Linked DNA regions of Homo sapiens: region 1 is linked to region 2. A link is a loop called in an ENCODE intact Hi-C map of the cell type or tissue named here. Cell type or tissue: dorsolateral prefrontal cortex. All regions are shown on one strand. Links, peaks and the distances in the headings refer to the core of each region. The heading gives the core; the rest is flanking DNA.

Region 1 (8,349 bases), core at 40-8,039, 100 kb after region 2:
TAAATTTTAAGCTCCTAAAATATAATTTTGCCCCCATTTTAAAGATTTCTGGACATTATGATAGAATCTGTGATTAATCAAGGGTTTTGCTCATTTCACTTTGAATCATTGTCTTATTGAAGAAAACCTAAGAATTAACTGGATTGAGGTTGATTTCAAGTCATTGTGTCTTTGGTCATTCTTCCTTTTCAAACGAAGTTCTTTAGTTTTTTGGTTTTTGTATTTTGTTTTTACTAATACCTTTAAATCAAGACATGTAACTGACACTAATTTAGAAATAATTTTTTAAAGGACACTATGGAGTATACAAGGGAATTTTAAACCTTAGCTATGAAAAGACAATTTACATATCCAGTCTTTAATGGTTAATGGAAAACATTAGTCCAGATGTAAAATACTTCTTAGCAAGATTTTAAAGCCTTCATTTGGCCCAGTGTATGAGAAATCTTTGACGCTTTCTCTGGGCAGAAATGTATATAGTAAAATATCACCTCTGTTTGCCCACAGAGGCAACCTTCTGGGGTTACAGCATCCTAACCTAATTTGAATGGTCTCTGTGATATCCTGTGTCCACAAAGGAAGAGCTGTGTATTGATGTCTGACCAATAGCTCATACTACTCTAGAATCTTCCCTTTTCATCTTCTGTTTTCAGATGATCATCATAATCCAGGGGGAACATTGTTTTATGCTTAGGGGACCTTTTTCTTCTGAAAACTTCAAGGTGAAACTATCATTAAACCCAAGTGGCAGTCATTATTTGTCCAAAACTCAAGTGAATATATGAATTGTGACTAAATGGCTAAGGGCTTAGTCACTAACAGAATTCTAAACCTGAATTCTGAACCTATGCATTGTCATATAGACTGCAGGGACAGATTTTATATTAGGGAGGTTCAGTAAGGGAGATATTCTCTAATTGTGGTTAGGGTTTATTCATTTAAAAATACTCAGCACACATTTATTGAATGCCTACCATGTGAAATGTAGGCCCTGAGTCCAGTCATTCCCTTGGAACTGCTCTGGGAAAAAAGAAGTATTTTCAGAGGAGATGCTAAGCCCACAGTCGTTTTCAAGTTCTCAACAGCTAAGACTTTAGAAGTGTGGTTTCACACTAAAATTTTCCAACTGGAATTAAATGCTGGAAAAGACTTGAGAGTCAAAGACATAGCTAATTCCACACCCTACAGTCAGATACAGAACACTTAATTAGAAAAGACTTTACTGAAAACACAATTCTCTCTAGTGTAAAGTGTCTTAAGGGGAATATTCACAATTTTTTTATAGAGGTCCAAACCCATGGTTGTTAGAAATTGCTGTCCTCCTGTTTCCTTGAATTTTAGAGATAATATTTTTCTTTCCCTTTTTGAACTGTTTATCTCCTGGTATTTCTTCATTATATAATGCTTACTCTATTCCATTATCATTTCCATGGAACTGTGGTTTGGATGTTGATACCTGAACAATTTATTTTGTTGTTTGAGACAGAATCTCACTGTCACTCAAGCTGGAGTGCTGTGGAGTGATTGAGGTCCACTGCAATCTCCACATCCTTGTGCTCAGGCGATCCTTCTACCTTAGGTTCCTGAGTAGCTGGTACTACAGGTGCATGCCACCATGCCCCGCCAAGTTTTGTATTTTTTGTAGAGATGAGGTTTCACCATATTTCCCAGGATGGACAATTTCTAAAGAGTTGGCCAACCTCTTCCCTGCCTGAAAGGCAACTTGATAATCATCTCAGACTCACTAGAATGTCTGCAATTTATATTACATATAAATTAAGAGTAAGTACATTTTTGAGGTAAAATATAAGGCTGAGAAAGCCACATTTAAATAACCCCAGGTGAACATCTCTCTTTAGTTATCAGTTTTTAAAATTATTCCCTTATTAAAATCTGAGGTAAATGAAGGCACGAAGGGTCTCTGCCACTTTGATCATTAATTATCTGCTTTTCTTCCCCAGATAATGAAAGATAATCTTTTGCCTTTTGGTTTTCTTTCATTTGTATATTAAAGAATGCTTTGCCTGAATACCTTTGACACATTGCATTTCATATCCTGCTTAGCCTTTTGTGATCCAGAGAGCTTGGCTTTTCTTCCTTAGAAGGCCCATTTACTTAGAGACAAATGATATGAAATAATCAGCAAAAATGGCCTTGGGTGATAAACATGTGCCTATGCTGTTCATCTTCATGCCCTTCAACTCAGTGCAAATTAATTTTCTATCCATTAATTAAATCATTAGCTCCTTATGGGCAGAGAGTACATCTGTCTCTTTTTCTTCCTCTCTCTCTCCCTTCTCTGTCTCCTTTTCCTTGGTGCCTAGCAGAGTGCAATATACATCGTGAGCACATTGAGAAAAGGGTACTGGCATACTTTGGAGAAATAGTAATATAATAATAATAAAACCTTCCATTCTCTTTTCTAGTTTCCTAATCTAAACTCTGTATCTTTCTATCAATCATTCTTATGGTCCCCCTCAGCTCCCTTCTTTTCAATTGTATTCTTCCCCTAAGAAAATGAACAAACCAATGTCAATTTTCACGTGGCAATCTCATGCATTTCCATGGCTTTATTTACTATGCATGCAGGTGACAGCCAGATCATTCCATCAATCACAGAGGTAAATTCCCATGAGTCCCCAAGATGCCTCGATTTATTATCCTTGGACTATTCCCTTTGAGAGATTTATCAGAGAAAGGGTATTTCAGAGAAACCTAAAAATCCTTGCATTGAGGTTCACTCAATCATTCAGACAGTCTAAGGAATCATATTTGTGAAGGCTTTTGATGCATAGAATAATGCATAGAGAGAAATAAAACTCACACTGGACTTACACTAGTGAGAAGGCCATGATTATAGTGATTAAAAATGCAGTGATTCAGATTCAGTCTAGGTTCAAATCACAGCTCACTGATTACTGACTGCGTGTGGGAGCCAGTTTCTGAATCTCATATGAAACAAAACAAACAAACAAACAAAAAGAATACCAACCTCATAGGTCTGCTAAGAATTTCAAATGAGATGATATTTATAAGGAAGAAACCTCGAGAAGTATCTGGAACATGCTGCATCTTCCTAAAACTGTAACTATAGTTATTCTTAAAGGTTGCAAAATGGTTAATTTCATTATGAGGAGATTTGGTATCACAGTTCCAGAGGTACTTTTAGTTAAGTCATATTTTAAAAAAATACCCCTACTGAACATGGTGGGGAGCACATATTATCAGATATCAGTGGTTCCATTTTGCCACCTCCAGCATTATCGAGGAGTTGGGGAATGTTCAAATTGCACTTTAACTCTCTCAGGATTAAGAAAAAAATATATAACCTGAATGATAGGCTATAGGTTAATTAGTTCAAAAGCCAACGGAGTACTTGATTTTAAGTTCAACTTGAAAATTTAAATTTATTTCTCAGTTCAGTGGACTAGTAATGTTAATAGCTAATATTAATTGAGCGACTCCTTATGCTAGGCACTTGATTTCCTAGCCTAGATATTTCTTCATTTAGAAGAGATTTCTTAGAGTCCCTGGGACAATGATCTTTGGGTAGGCAATAACTATCATGCTTTCTCCTCAAATTAAAATTCAAATCAAGCTCTCCTTTGACTTTGGGTATGCCAACACCTGGCAGCTACATTGACATCCATGTCTCAGCAGGCCATTTATAACTCTCTAATTTTCCCATCTCTCTGATGGCTGTATTTTCATGAGTTCCTCACCAATGTGTAAAGCCTTTAAAGTTTAGTGGATGTGCATAGTCAGATGAGAATTTTCAGGGACCAGCTGTGCTACTGTGATGGTCATTTGCACCACCACTGGGACATTTCTTCTTGTCCAATTTTTATCTATGTGATGACAAAGCAGAGGAAATATTGGATAGTTAAAACTGTTAACACAGAATGATATAGCTGAAAAGCTTATAAATAGAGTAACAGGCTGCACAGGACTAAAAGCAATAATTTCATCATGGGAAAGTTGCCTAAAGGTCTTATTTCACATTCTGATGATGTAGCAGATCTAGACACCAGCATTTTAGAGTAATACCTGAACTGCCAAACATTAACCAGAAATCATTGTCCATGATACAGGTAGCAATCTATCATCGTAAATGTCACTATAGGGAAGACCTAAAAGCCAAATAAAACAAAAAAAGACGAGACACAGAGCTCATCCAACTGAACTTTGCTCTCCAGAGGAATGGTAAATTCAGATTATAATTGGGTGACTTCTGCTTTTTACAAGTTCTCAAAAACTTCTCTGGCCCTGGGTGGTGGTGTTACGGCCCTGCATGATTACATATCACATCCCATTACAACACAAGCAGTCTTTGGATGACATAAAAGTTTTGCAACTTTTAAATCATGGCCCATGTTTTTCAAAAGATAAGCTCAACATGATAAAATTTCAAAGTAGCACCAATAATAGAGTTGGATTCATTCTCGGAATCAGTACTAACTAAATAAGCTCTCTCTCTTGAGTTTATTTTTTATTTTTTTTGCAAATAATCTTTCAAATAAAACCAAAACTAATCAAAGATCACAAGCTAAATACATGAGCTTCCACTTTTGATCTAATATCCTTATTTCTATCAATGATATGATAAAAATGTCATATTAATTTTTTTCAAAATAAAACTTAAATATAATGCTTATCTGATCAAAAAGCCTCCAGGACACTTGTCCCAGAAATAAAGCCTAAATCATCAGCAGAATGTTTAATTTTCCTAAGTGACCCCCAACTTAACTTTCCACACTTTTTTTCTACCATTTCCACATACCTCCAAAATTCATACCTAAGTCACAGCCACATGGATCAGTTGCTATTTCTCCAATGTGTCATATACTTTTTCTTCTCTGTATCTTCTGCTTAAAATGACTGACACTCTTCTGCATAAACAATTCTAAATTATCCTTAAACCTCAGCTCAACTACAACTAACAGAACTTGTTGCTTTTTCCTCTATCTGTACACAGTGCCTATATCAGACCTGCCACATTGTGCTGGCTTCTGACTGTATCACAGACAGCAATCAACTCTATTTTGTCTTTGTATCTCCAGCACTCAAAATATCATTTGGGAGGCAGTAAACAATAATTTATTTTTTCTTAATGAATCATTCCCAGGACTACTGTGTACATCAGGACATCTAGGGCCCACAATTCAGATAGACTGTGATTTAAATAGAAACCTTGCAGTTGTGAAGTGTACATTAAGAACAACCTTACATAGCAGCGTGTCACTCACTCATGCTAACATATTTATATTCTTGCATGATAAATTTTAATGTTTTCTGCATGCCCTCCTCCATCAGTTGTGGAATCCTAACAAGTCAGTATAAGCTAGGTTTTGCTGCAGTAACAAGTACCCAATTTCAGTACTTTGATATACAAAAGTTAACTTCTCACTCATACTACATGTCTGATACAGTTGGCAGGAAAACTTCATAGTCCATCAGGGAACAGAGCTGACAGAGGTTCCACCTTGACACATGAATTCATAATCACCGAGGCATTAAAATCAGAATGCAGCAGATTATGTACTAGTTACTAGAGCTTCTATTTGGATGTAGCACACACACTCCTAGTCATACTTCACTAGCCAAATGTAATCAAGTAGCCGTTAACTTCAAAGGTGCCAAAGGAAATCCAATTTTACCATGTGCTATAAAGAAAAGAAAAACATTTAAAAATGTCTTTATTGACAGGTACAGTCAGCTCCTTAATATCTCACAATTTCTCCTATTCATACTCCATTTAATTGTTTTAACTCTTTTTTACTTCATCCTTGGACTATTGTAGCAGCTCACTTAACCTTCCTGCCTTCTTTTTCTTTATCCCACTTTGCCCTCAGCCCTTCTCCCTATAACCAACAGGTTAGCCACCCTAAAGCGCAACTCTTTACTTCTTTCAAGAAGGTATTTTTAATTAATACCTTTAGTGATTCCCCACCAACTATGAAATTAGGCCCCAGTTTCTTCCTTCATTAAATCTTTCCTTCCATTTATTCCACAAACAGCATTGACTACTTAAGAGGGATGAAAAACCATATGAAACTCTGAAAGAACAAAGAAAAATAGTTCCTGGACATAATAGACCTCATCGTTAGATAGGGGAGTTGGCCACAAAGAAAATGAGGGCAAGTCAGTGTGATGAGCTTGATGCTAAAGTGGCATAGTTCAGTGGTAACATCAAGGAGAAAATGACTTTGATGGGAGATCAGTGAAGGCATCTCTGAGGAGGAGATGTTTAAGGTAGTTCTGGGATTTTGAACACATGTTTTCCAAGCAAATATAGTTGGAGATAGAAGAATGGAGGATGGATGAGGAACATGGAGGCATAAAAGTTAGGTATGTTGCAAGAAATACCAATGTTTCTATAAGCTGGAATTGAGGTTAGTGTGGTGGTGGGATAGGAAGAGTTCTGAGGGGATAGAAAGTACAACTGAAAAGAGAGATTGAGACAAATTAAGAAACAGAGAAGGCTTAAATGTTAATATTAAGGAGTCTGGCTTTTTGTCCTTTGGGAAATGTGTAATTATTGAATAGTGAGCCTGAGAAGAAGAAGACTTGGTGTGGAAACATTGGCCACATTCAAGTATGTTAAGTGCTGTCATTCATGAGGACAAATCTAGTTTTAGTAGCTCCAGATTGCAAACTGTGGAAATTATAAAAAGTACCAGATTTCAAGTCAGCTGGAGAAAGAACGACTTGAGGTGCATTTCATTGTTGTATGAAATTTCCAGTAAAATGTTGGATATTTTGCATTTTATAAATGTTTTTTAAATGAGTGAAATAAGTTATAAGCATTAGATTGATTTGGCAAAAAAATGTGTAAAGAGGCTGAAGCTTTGATAAAATTGTAATGAAAACTAGAATTTGGAATTTAAGATGCATATCATGGAAAAGTAGGATGCAAATGTCACTATTAGTGCGTATAAATCATGTTGGAGCTCACCAAGCTCTGATAAATTAATACAATTTTCCCAGGTAGCTACCTGGAACTACCTACTGGTAGCTGTTTTACAAATGTAGGTTGCTTTACAGTTTAGATCTCATTTCATACACTCATCTCACTCAATCCTCATAATAGTCTTCAGTGCTTAGAATTGACAAGTCAGGAACTCATCCAAGACATGTTAATTGGCTTGCCAAAGACAGCAAAACCTAAAGTGGAAGAGGTGTGACTTGAACTCACATTTACCTGTGCTGTTTCTGATATTTATACCCATTACCCAAAAGCTACAGGAAAACCTTGATTTCAGTTCCAGGAACTTACATTTGAATTAAAATTTACTGCCGAAACTAGCTCAGTGCTTTTCAGGATGATCATAATGCAGATACTAACTAATGATTTGCTAACAATGGAGGTAGACATAATCTGATGGGATTGATCAAATGTGGCTCCGGTTGCCCCAGAAGTAATTTCCATAGACTACACAGAGAACCTAATTATGTAAATCACTCGAGAGATCCCCAACTGACCTTCTTGACAAGAACTAACCAGCAGTGATCAGTGGGAAGAAAAATAAAATTGAAACCTGGATCATTTCCTCAGACAAATCTAGAGTTGATTACACCACCATTTGAATTTGGATGCTGCAGCTCTGACTGGGAGCTATAACATGTTGATTCAAACTCTCTAAATGGGCTGATGTATAGATTTACCAGGAAGTAAACTAAAAAGAGACCTGTTTCTGTATGACCTACTTTTATGTTTATTAAAATTTGAAATGTTTTTTAAAGTGTTGATAAACTTCAACTGGCAAGGAAAAAAAAAGTCACCCTGTATTTTCTAATCAAGGAGGATTAAAAGGCTGTGAAACTATATCCAATGCACAAATGTTGTAATTGCAATAAATATTTGTCCTTTCTGTTTTCTCTACAAACTCAAAAATCCTAGAGTCTGTGTTTGGCACATTCGGGAGATTACAGCCATCTGCTGGGAGACAAAGCTGTCAATTACAAAGCAATCTGGCTTTCTGTTCCATTCCATTTCCAGGTTAAATATGGCCCAATTGAGGTAGGATCTTTTTATTATTATTATTACAATTGGAAGCTTCTTGGTACTGTCCAACCTTTGACCCTATTCTCAGGATCCCAAGAGAGATTTACATGTCTCTGAACTTGGAGTTTGCAACACAAGGTCAACCATGTCTTATACAAGCCGTTTAATAAGGTAAACCACTCTTAGGCAGGGCTCTGAGCTCGTTAGCCAACTTGAACACAAGATGAGGGTTTCATTCAATTAAAGTGTGCTTTAGCCTGAGGAGGAAAATCATAGCAAATAGAAACTAATAAATAGAGACAGGGGTATCTTCTGTTTGCTGGGGTGATGAGCATTTAAAACAG
Region 2 (8,349 bases), core at 139-8,138:
TTTACAAGATTTCAAATCTGTTGAAGCCTGACTGCTTTGGTTTCTTGCAAGTGGAATTGGATCCAGGAAGTTCTGTGGGTTCATACCCTTAGTATGACACAGGGACACATCATTAATATGATAGGGCTTCCATTCTGGAGTGTAATCTGTTCCATTGGGAGCTCAGCTGTGTGGAGGGAAAGTAAATGTGATCTGGTCAGGGCTTTCTTTTTCATATTTTTAGGTAATAATCTGTATGTGCTATGTGAGGTTTTAACCCTAAAAGGGCAGATACATCCGAACTATACCAGAACTTGGGTGCCATGTTTTCATTAATTTATTCATTCATTCATTCAATAAATATTTTTGAGCACTCAGGCAGGATACAATATATCTCTAGATTTGAGTCCTTCCTATTCTGTTTTTTTTTTTTAAGAAATTAGCTGTCAGAGAATAGAATAGTTTTGCTATCTAACTCCTCGCGTAATTCAATTCAACAGATATTTTTGAGAGTCAACTGTATATGTTAAGCATGTGCTAGATATTAAGGGTTCATATATTAATAGGTCACAATCCTCAATACGTACATTAAATTAGCTTGTTTTGTGGCAAACCCTTTAAGAAATCTAGGCTTTAATTTTATATATATATATATATATATATATTTTTTTTTTTTTTTTTTTTTTTTTTTTTTTTTGAGATAGGGTCTCACTCTGTCACCTAGGCTGGAGTGCAGTGGCGTGTTTATAGCTCGCTGCAGCCTTAAACTCCCGGGCTCAAGTGGTCCTCCTGCCTGAGCTTCCCAAGTAGCTAGAACTACATGCACCACTATGCCAGCTAATTTGTTTTATTTTGTGTACAAATGCGGTTCTCACCATGTTGCTCAGGCTGGTCTCGAGTTCCAGGCCTCAAGAAATCCTCTCGCTTTGACCTCCCAAATGTTTTTCTTCCTTTCTTAGCAGTGATATCTCTATATGCAGCAATGTTTATCAAATCTGTAGATTTTAAGGCTTATCAAAATTGAGGCTTGGTCATTCTGAAATATTATCACCATCTTTCCTCAACTACTCACCCTGCCTCAGAAAGTCATCTCCACAGCAACATTCATAATAAGGCAGTGGGCTTTTCCAGATCTCAGCTTCAGATTCTCTAGCTCTGTAGCTCCCCAGTTTATGGGTATATATTGCTATTTGTTATGAGACTTGAATAGCGTAAACCTGAATGGCCCCAAACTAAATCCATTTGTTTTCTAGAGGCCACGCAGGTATTTTCTCTGATTCAGAAGCAGAGGACAGAAATTCAACACCAACATTTCTTGAATAACATGGGGTGGGTGGGGAGATACAGTTTTTAGAACAATCTGTTGTGTTCTGTAAGGGAGCATGAGAGGAGATAAAGTGAGTGACAGAACCCCTACCTTTAAAGAGTGAACATGTAGCTCTAGGAGGCTGATATTGATTTCCTCCACCTGTGATTATTCAACTCATCACATTTGAAGAATGAGCATTGCATTTTTCTAATTTTATTTACTCCATAAAGTATTCCTGGTGAGTGATTTGGATATACAGGGAAATACGTCAGTGGTATATTTAATACAAGAAGTAGGTAGATATTCCTAGTAATGCAGAGAGAGAAGAGGTTTGCCCAGAGGACCTGATTTCCACTAATGGGGATTACCTGCTTAGAGCTATCAAGCCCTCTTTTTCATTACATAAGAAATATCTCCTCAGAAGTTCAAGACCAGCCTGGCCAAGAGGGTGAAACCCCGTCTCTACTAATAATACAAAAAATTAGCCAGGCGTGGTGGCAGGCGCCTGTAGTCCCAGCTACTCGGGAGGCTGAGGTAGAGAAGTGCTTGAACCCGGGAGGCAGAGGTTGCAGGGAGCCAAGATCATGCCACTGCTCTCCAGCTTGGGCAACAGAGTGAGACTCTCTCTCAATTAAAAAAAAAAAAAAAATATATATATATATATATATGTATGTATGTATGTATGTATCTCAGGCTTCACATTTTCCAAAAACAATACAGATTAAAATCAGAAATCAGTTTCTTGGGCAAGATTTGCACTGCCTAAAGAGAAGGGACCTACTGCCCATGCAGCAACAGATAATGGTGACATTTACACATCTTTGACATAAATTGCCAATCTTGCAATTCTACATTACCACTAAGATTAAAATTCTGGTTTTGAACACCCTAATTCACTGCCTCCATTTCTAAAACATTTTTCCAGGCCTTTTGCTTGATGGAAATACACTAAATTTGGCTAACTTCCTTGGCCTTGTTCTATCATACTTACTACTTTATCTTCTTTCACTTTGCCAGCGAGTTTATTATTTTCTAGCTGTCTCCGTTTATGAGGCATTTAACTTCTACAGGTTATTTCCTGATTAATTTACATCCATTTGAAGCTCTCACTTTTCATAAATTTGGGTAGTTTAGTGTGTGCTATAATTCAATTTTTATTTTCATATGAGCATCAAATTTTAAATGAAATAATTTATTTTTTCTTCAAATCACATTGGATTTTTAAACTGCTGGTTTTGAGTTAGTTATAAGCAATCGCCTTTCACTCTCAGAACTTACTTTTGTGCTTAAGGGTCACCACGGTTTGGTATAGCTTAATCTTATTATATTTAGGAACAAGGTAAATATTTTTGGAGTTTGGTCAATAGGAGTCTAGAAACCTTGCAAATCCAATGGAAGTCAAGTTTTCACGGTATATTTTTGCTGGTAAATATGTAGAGAAATTTAAAGAAATCCCAAATCATGAGAGCAAGGCATAAAGTAAAAGCTCAATTAGGATTTGTCGACTAAATTAGTTTGAAACAGAACTTTATATCTCTAACTTCATTTCCCCTTTAACAGCTAAAATTAAACCTATTGACTCATTTAAAATTTATGATTTCATATAATAGGGCTGCCCTGACAAAATCTATATTTTTAACAAATTTGTTTTAGAATTTTTATTTCTTTATTTTGAGACTGGGTAACAAGACTGGCTAACTTTTGTATTTTTGGTAGAGACAGGGTTTCGCCATGTTGGCCAGGCTGGTCTCAAACTCCTGGGCTCAAGTGATCCATCCACTTCAGTCTCCCAAAGTGCTGGGATTACAAGCATAAGCCACTGTGCCTGGCCAAAACCTACATTTTTTTTTAACAAAGTTATTCTCTGCTTTTTCCTATCCCTACCTTTTTCTGGGAACTAGATTATTTTATAAGTCACAGATACAATCACATTTTCTGAATATTTGCTTCAAGAACCCAGAATTGAACCTTTAAACAATAAAGTTATAATAAAACCATCTGCATCAAATGAAGATATTCAGAAGTGTATCTGAATAGCTATCTAGAGGCGAGGGTCTGGATTTTAACTCGATTTGTAAATGTTAATTGTGTTCTTCACAAAACAAATCAGTATCTAATACTTTAGATTCGTTCTTTGCATATAAACTGTTTCATTCCCAACTGCACTTCTATTAATCTTAAATTGTGCAGTAAATTCATATTTCATTGTCCTTTTTCTCTTTGAATCCAAGAAGAAAAACGGATGAGCTGGAGAGCATTCAAATAACCCCTAGGAAAAGGATACCCTCATGAGATTATGGAAGCCAAATAGCAATTAAGATCATTAGTAAATTCACATTTGTAATCTAAAATGTGGGAATGAATTCTGAAATTCAGAGAAAATAATACAATTCACTTCCCATTTCTTCTCTTTCCCTTACCCCTGCTGCTATCCCTAGAATTCCCATCTTTGGAAATAGAGTAATAGTGAAAACAAATGTATTCTTGGATGAGCTTTTGTATAATTAGATATGATCAACTTCCTGGATTTTACATTTTTATAGTTTCAAGATTCTAAAAGTCTTGGGGGCAGGAGGCCACAGAGCAGAGCGAAAAAAAAAAGTAATACTTTTATACCTAATAAGTGGGCATGGCAATACTTAACCACATTGATTCATCCAGTCGTTATCCAGGGGTATATTTTTCAGTTTGTCAAGTAGCTAGTTTTTCTGCCTTCACTTTTCTTAAATGTCCTTTGATCAAATCTCAAGGGACAGCACTTCCACCAGAGGGCAGACAGTAAAAGGAAGTGAAGATGAAACACATCCATCCATCAATAAGACTGTGCTAAGCAGCTTTCATAATGGTTGGGAAGGAGATGTTTAAACTAATGGCAGTAATATGAGATGACAAAATAATTGCTATTCCCAGAGTGGTTCTCAGGTATATTTTTACTCCTCAAATCTACAATATTCACATTTGCATTTCGGTGTTACTGCTACTTAGTTCCTCTTTGTTAGCCCTACTATAATATACAACCCAAGCTGAGTGAAATTTAAATTTGGCATAACACCAAGATCACATCTAGTATTTTCCAGGTGGAACTGGATTCTTAATCTTTATCAGTCTGAGATGCCTCGGGAAAGTATCATCTGAAAATCTGGCACTGAGTTACTAAAAGCTCACCAAATCATTTTACTTTTTATTTGCTGGAACATGGTAGAAAATGCAGCTGAAATGTTAATAGATAATAATAATTTTCCAGTGAAGGATCAAGAGAAGTTTATACCAGAATTTATAGATAACAAGTAAATGTGCTGATTGTTGGCCTTAAATATGATGTTTGAAATCTTATAGAGATACGTTTTGTCATTTGTGTCTTTGTCAAGTTTGAAGTTAGCAACCTGTATGTTTTTATTACAAATAAGTCAATTTTATTTAACTATTTATTCACTTTAGATTTTTCTATATGAAAACTCATTAGCAAATAGAATCATGTTAAAATTTCATTAGTCAATGGCTATTCAGAATATAGTACAAAAATAAATGTCCAAGTAAAATCTCATAGGAATGTTGGAGTATGACAGATCTATAAATTCAATGGTCTGTAAATGCTATAAATTCTGATAAAAGGCTCAGATCCACTTAAACACTTTGACCAAAGAGATAATGGAAATAATCTAAGATAAGCATTTTAGCTTTGGAAAGAGAACTGTATATCGATAGAAAATTACTTAATTTAATTCATTATTATTGGCTGTGGACATCAGTCATTTTAAAATTTGAGTTACAATACATGTCTAATGCTCACAAAAGCAAATAGTTGTTCACATACTTAGGTCTAGGCTAAATCATATCCATTTTTCAACCGCCTTCATTGATCTATAAATGAATATAGTATGTTCATGGGAGTATAATGTTCCAGATTAATGATACAGTTTTTGTCTTTGTTAACCCACCAAGTTATTTCACTTTCTTTTCTTTTTTCTTTTTTCTTTTTTTTTTTTTTTTTTGAGATGGAGTGTCACTCTGTCGCCCAGGCTGGAGTGCAATGGCATGATCTCGGCTCACTGCAAGCTCCGCCTCGTGGGTTCACGCCATTGTCCTGCCTCAGTCTCCTGAGTAGCTGGGACTACAGACGCCCGCCACCACGCCCGGCTAATTTTTTTCTATTTTTAGTAGAGACGGGTTTTCACCATGTTAGCCAGGATGGTCTCAATCTCCTGACCTCGTGATCCACCCACCTCAGCCTCCCACAGTGCTGGGATTACAGCCGTGAGCCACCGCGCCCGGCCAGTTATGTCACTTTTTTATAACAGCCCCAACCCAACCCAAGTTATTTTTTAAACCATTGCAGTAACTATGTGCTTTTAAAATCCTTAATGGTGAAATGCTTTGAAAATTAGGGTAAGAACAGAAATATAAGAATAGGAAAGATCTACTAATTAGCTCTTGCACTTTAGGCTGAGGAATAGTGTGCATAATATATGTGGCCCATAGATCGACTATTGTGGATTTCATAACAAATATATTTAATAATAAAAAAATGAAAAAAATTCTATCCAACTCCATTACCCAAGATTTTTTAGTAGGTTGGAGAGCGAGGCAGGGGAATCCATAAAATCAATGTATGAGTGTATATACTTCTATCTGAAAGTTTGATAAATCTCTTCTATATGTAACACTTTTGAGTAACTATTACATGTAGGCACTAGAATAGGTGCTGGGAAAACAAAAGTATTTTGCTTCAGAAATATCGCTTCCAGAAGTTCAGTTTATTAGGAAAGGCAGATATAATAAGAGGAATAAAAGGAAGGGAAGAAACAATGAGGACAATGAATGGAAATGCCCACGATATTATCAGCACCCTAAGGATGTTGGAGCACTCCAATTCAGTGAACAGCATACCTTATCAGGGATATGCAAGAAAAAAAAAATCACACAAGATGATGCCAAGCAGTGACAGATTCAACTAACCCCAAGGAGCATTCTTCTGTATTTTAGTTTGGTGACACAGAATTCTCATTTATTACGATTGAAGAATTAGTACAGTTCAGTAAAGTAAAAAAGCAACACTCTTTTGGAATTAGTACAGCTCAGTAAAGAAAAAAAGCAACACTCTTTTGGGGACTTCACATATACAGTATGGTCAAAGGCCACACCGTTTTTAGGTAATAGGGTAAAGGATGGACATGTTGAAGGGAGAATTTCAATCTGAACTCATGAGAACTTCCTGATTCCAAATGCCAATGCAAGTGGTACATAAGGAGTGAGCTTAATGACATCATTAAGCAAGTCCCCCAAAAATAAATAAAGAGGGATTGGGTTTTAAAAGAGAAGTTTTTATGGGATTTATTCTTTTTATTCTACATTTTTCTTCCATAAGCCCCAAGTATATGTACTGTGTGTATATATATATATATGATATGCACATATGCAAATAATATACTGCCTGTCACTCCATATATATGTAGACACAGTATAAGTGATATTAGACTAATGTAACCAGAGATTAACAGCCCCTACCATCAGTCATGTGTTTACACAGAAATTCACACCATCATTCTTAACCAGCATCAGCCAACATAGACATGCATGATACTGTTTTAACTTGGCAAACAAAGCATGTTGATTTTTCTTTAAGATTTCTTTATCATAATTATAATGCTGACTCCATAATTCAGTTATCCTTGGGAGGGGTGGAAAGAAAAAATTATACAGATATATCTATCCGTATATGCACATTCCTGTGTATATATATAAATAGATATATACCTTGTATATATTTGAAGAACATTTTGTTGTTTCACCTCATCTTGTGCCGCATGAATTTTTGGTGGTTCAATTTATTTTGTTTTCATATTTACTATTTTGATCATTATGGCTATTTTTAACTCATTGCTATACTTTTATGAGTAACTATAATCATTATTTTCAAATACTGAGAGATATATAGATATACAAATCAAACAAGGCAAAAAAATCTTTTCTTGCCATCCTAATCTCAAATTCCTCCCCTTTCAGCATATCCCTCCAGTATTTATCTCAAAACAAAACAAACCCCAACGAAATCCAAGAAAGTTGTGTACAAAAGAATGAATACTGTGTTTTCCTCTTCCTCCTTCTATGCATATTTTTCCTTTTAATTTCCGTTTCTTTCCTTTTGATTTACCCCCATATCTGCATGGACCACTTGCCTTTACTTTCCCCTTTATGACAATGTAATTAATTGAAAAGATAAGAGTCAGAAAAAAATAAAAGAAAAACACATAGAAATGACAGAGAAACACACCCCTCTCCACAAATTTCAGATGGCATAAAAAGAATTTTATTGCAGATATAGAATATTTGTTGTATCTTTTATTTCTGTCTGGACAAGCCCAGGATCATTGTGTGGCATGCCGTGACAAGTTTTGTAGCGCATCAACTAACCATGGCCTCCATCACAAGTGCATGACACCATCTTGTGTTTCATCCAAGTGACACATCTAGGCTAACCCAGCAAGTCCAGTGTATGAGTTGTGGGAATTACATTCTTTTGTAGTTATAATTTCATGGGTCCTTGTTTTTATTATTATTTCCATTGGATCATGACAGCCCTAAGAGCTGCTCTCGCAGCATCTCTGTATGGTTTTGTTCTTGTGTTTTCTTTTCTTGGCACAGCAGTCAAGCATGTGTCTCTTGTTTGGCACATCTGTCTTGCCATCTTGTCTTGTCCACTGTCGTGGTGTTGTTCTGTGATTCTGTTCTCTGTAAGATGTGATTTGAAATCCTCTGCCTTTATTTCTCACTCTCCTATTGTCTCTACTTTTAACCTTACCCCTAGGGAACTTCACAAAGAAGCAAAACAAACTTTCAGTCACATTATAAGGCTGATCACTGGTTTGCATCTGGAAGTCATAAGTTGTACTTTTTACCTGACTTAAGGAGGAAAAACTTACAGTGGGAAACTACTGATAATTATACTCAAACAGCAAACTGATCAACGACAATAAGAAACCCTTGTTGATTATTTTTGGTATGATTAAATGGGCTTACTGTTAAAGGGACTTCATGTAAGATCTTATTTCCAAAGAGTTTTT

What was found. Peaks named below come from ENCODE experiments on the same cell type or tissue, not always from the same donor. Only the 100,000 strongest peaks of a DNase experiment are listed, where the experiment ranks them.
Region 1: a loop joins it to region 2, with 4 times the contacts of the local background. A loop is called at or near these places in 3 of 110 quality-filtered maps.

What each region holds. Positions count from the first base shown.
Region 1 is chr14:79,907,672-79,916,020 of GRCh38, forward strand. All of the region lies in intron 1 of LOC105370582 (a long non-coding RNA gene), which reads right to left. Among named protein-coding and RNA genes, the nearest start is that of NRXN3-AS3, 280 kb to the left of the region's middle. In dorsolateral prefrontal cortex, for the core only: no CTCF peak of the experiment used is centred there; no DNase peak of the experiment used is centred there.
Region 2 is chr14:79,806,320-79,814,668 of GRCh38, forward strand. All of the region lies in intron 20 of NRXN3 (neurexin 3), which reads left to right. Among named protein-coding and RNA genes, the nearest start is that of NRXN3-AS3, 180 kb to the left of the region's middle. In dorsolateral prefrontal cortex, for the core only: a CTCF peak has its summit at 4,045 (motif pointing right); no DNase peak of the experiment used is centred there; H3K27ac peaks cover 1,424 bases.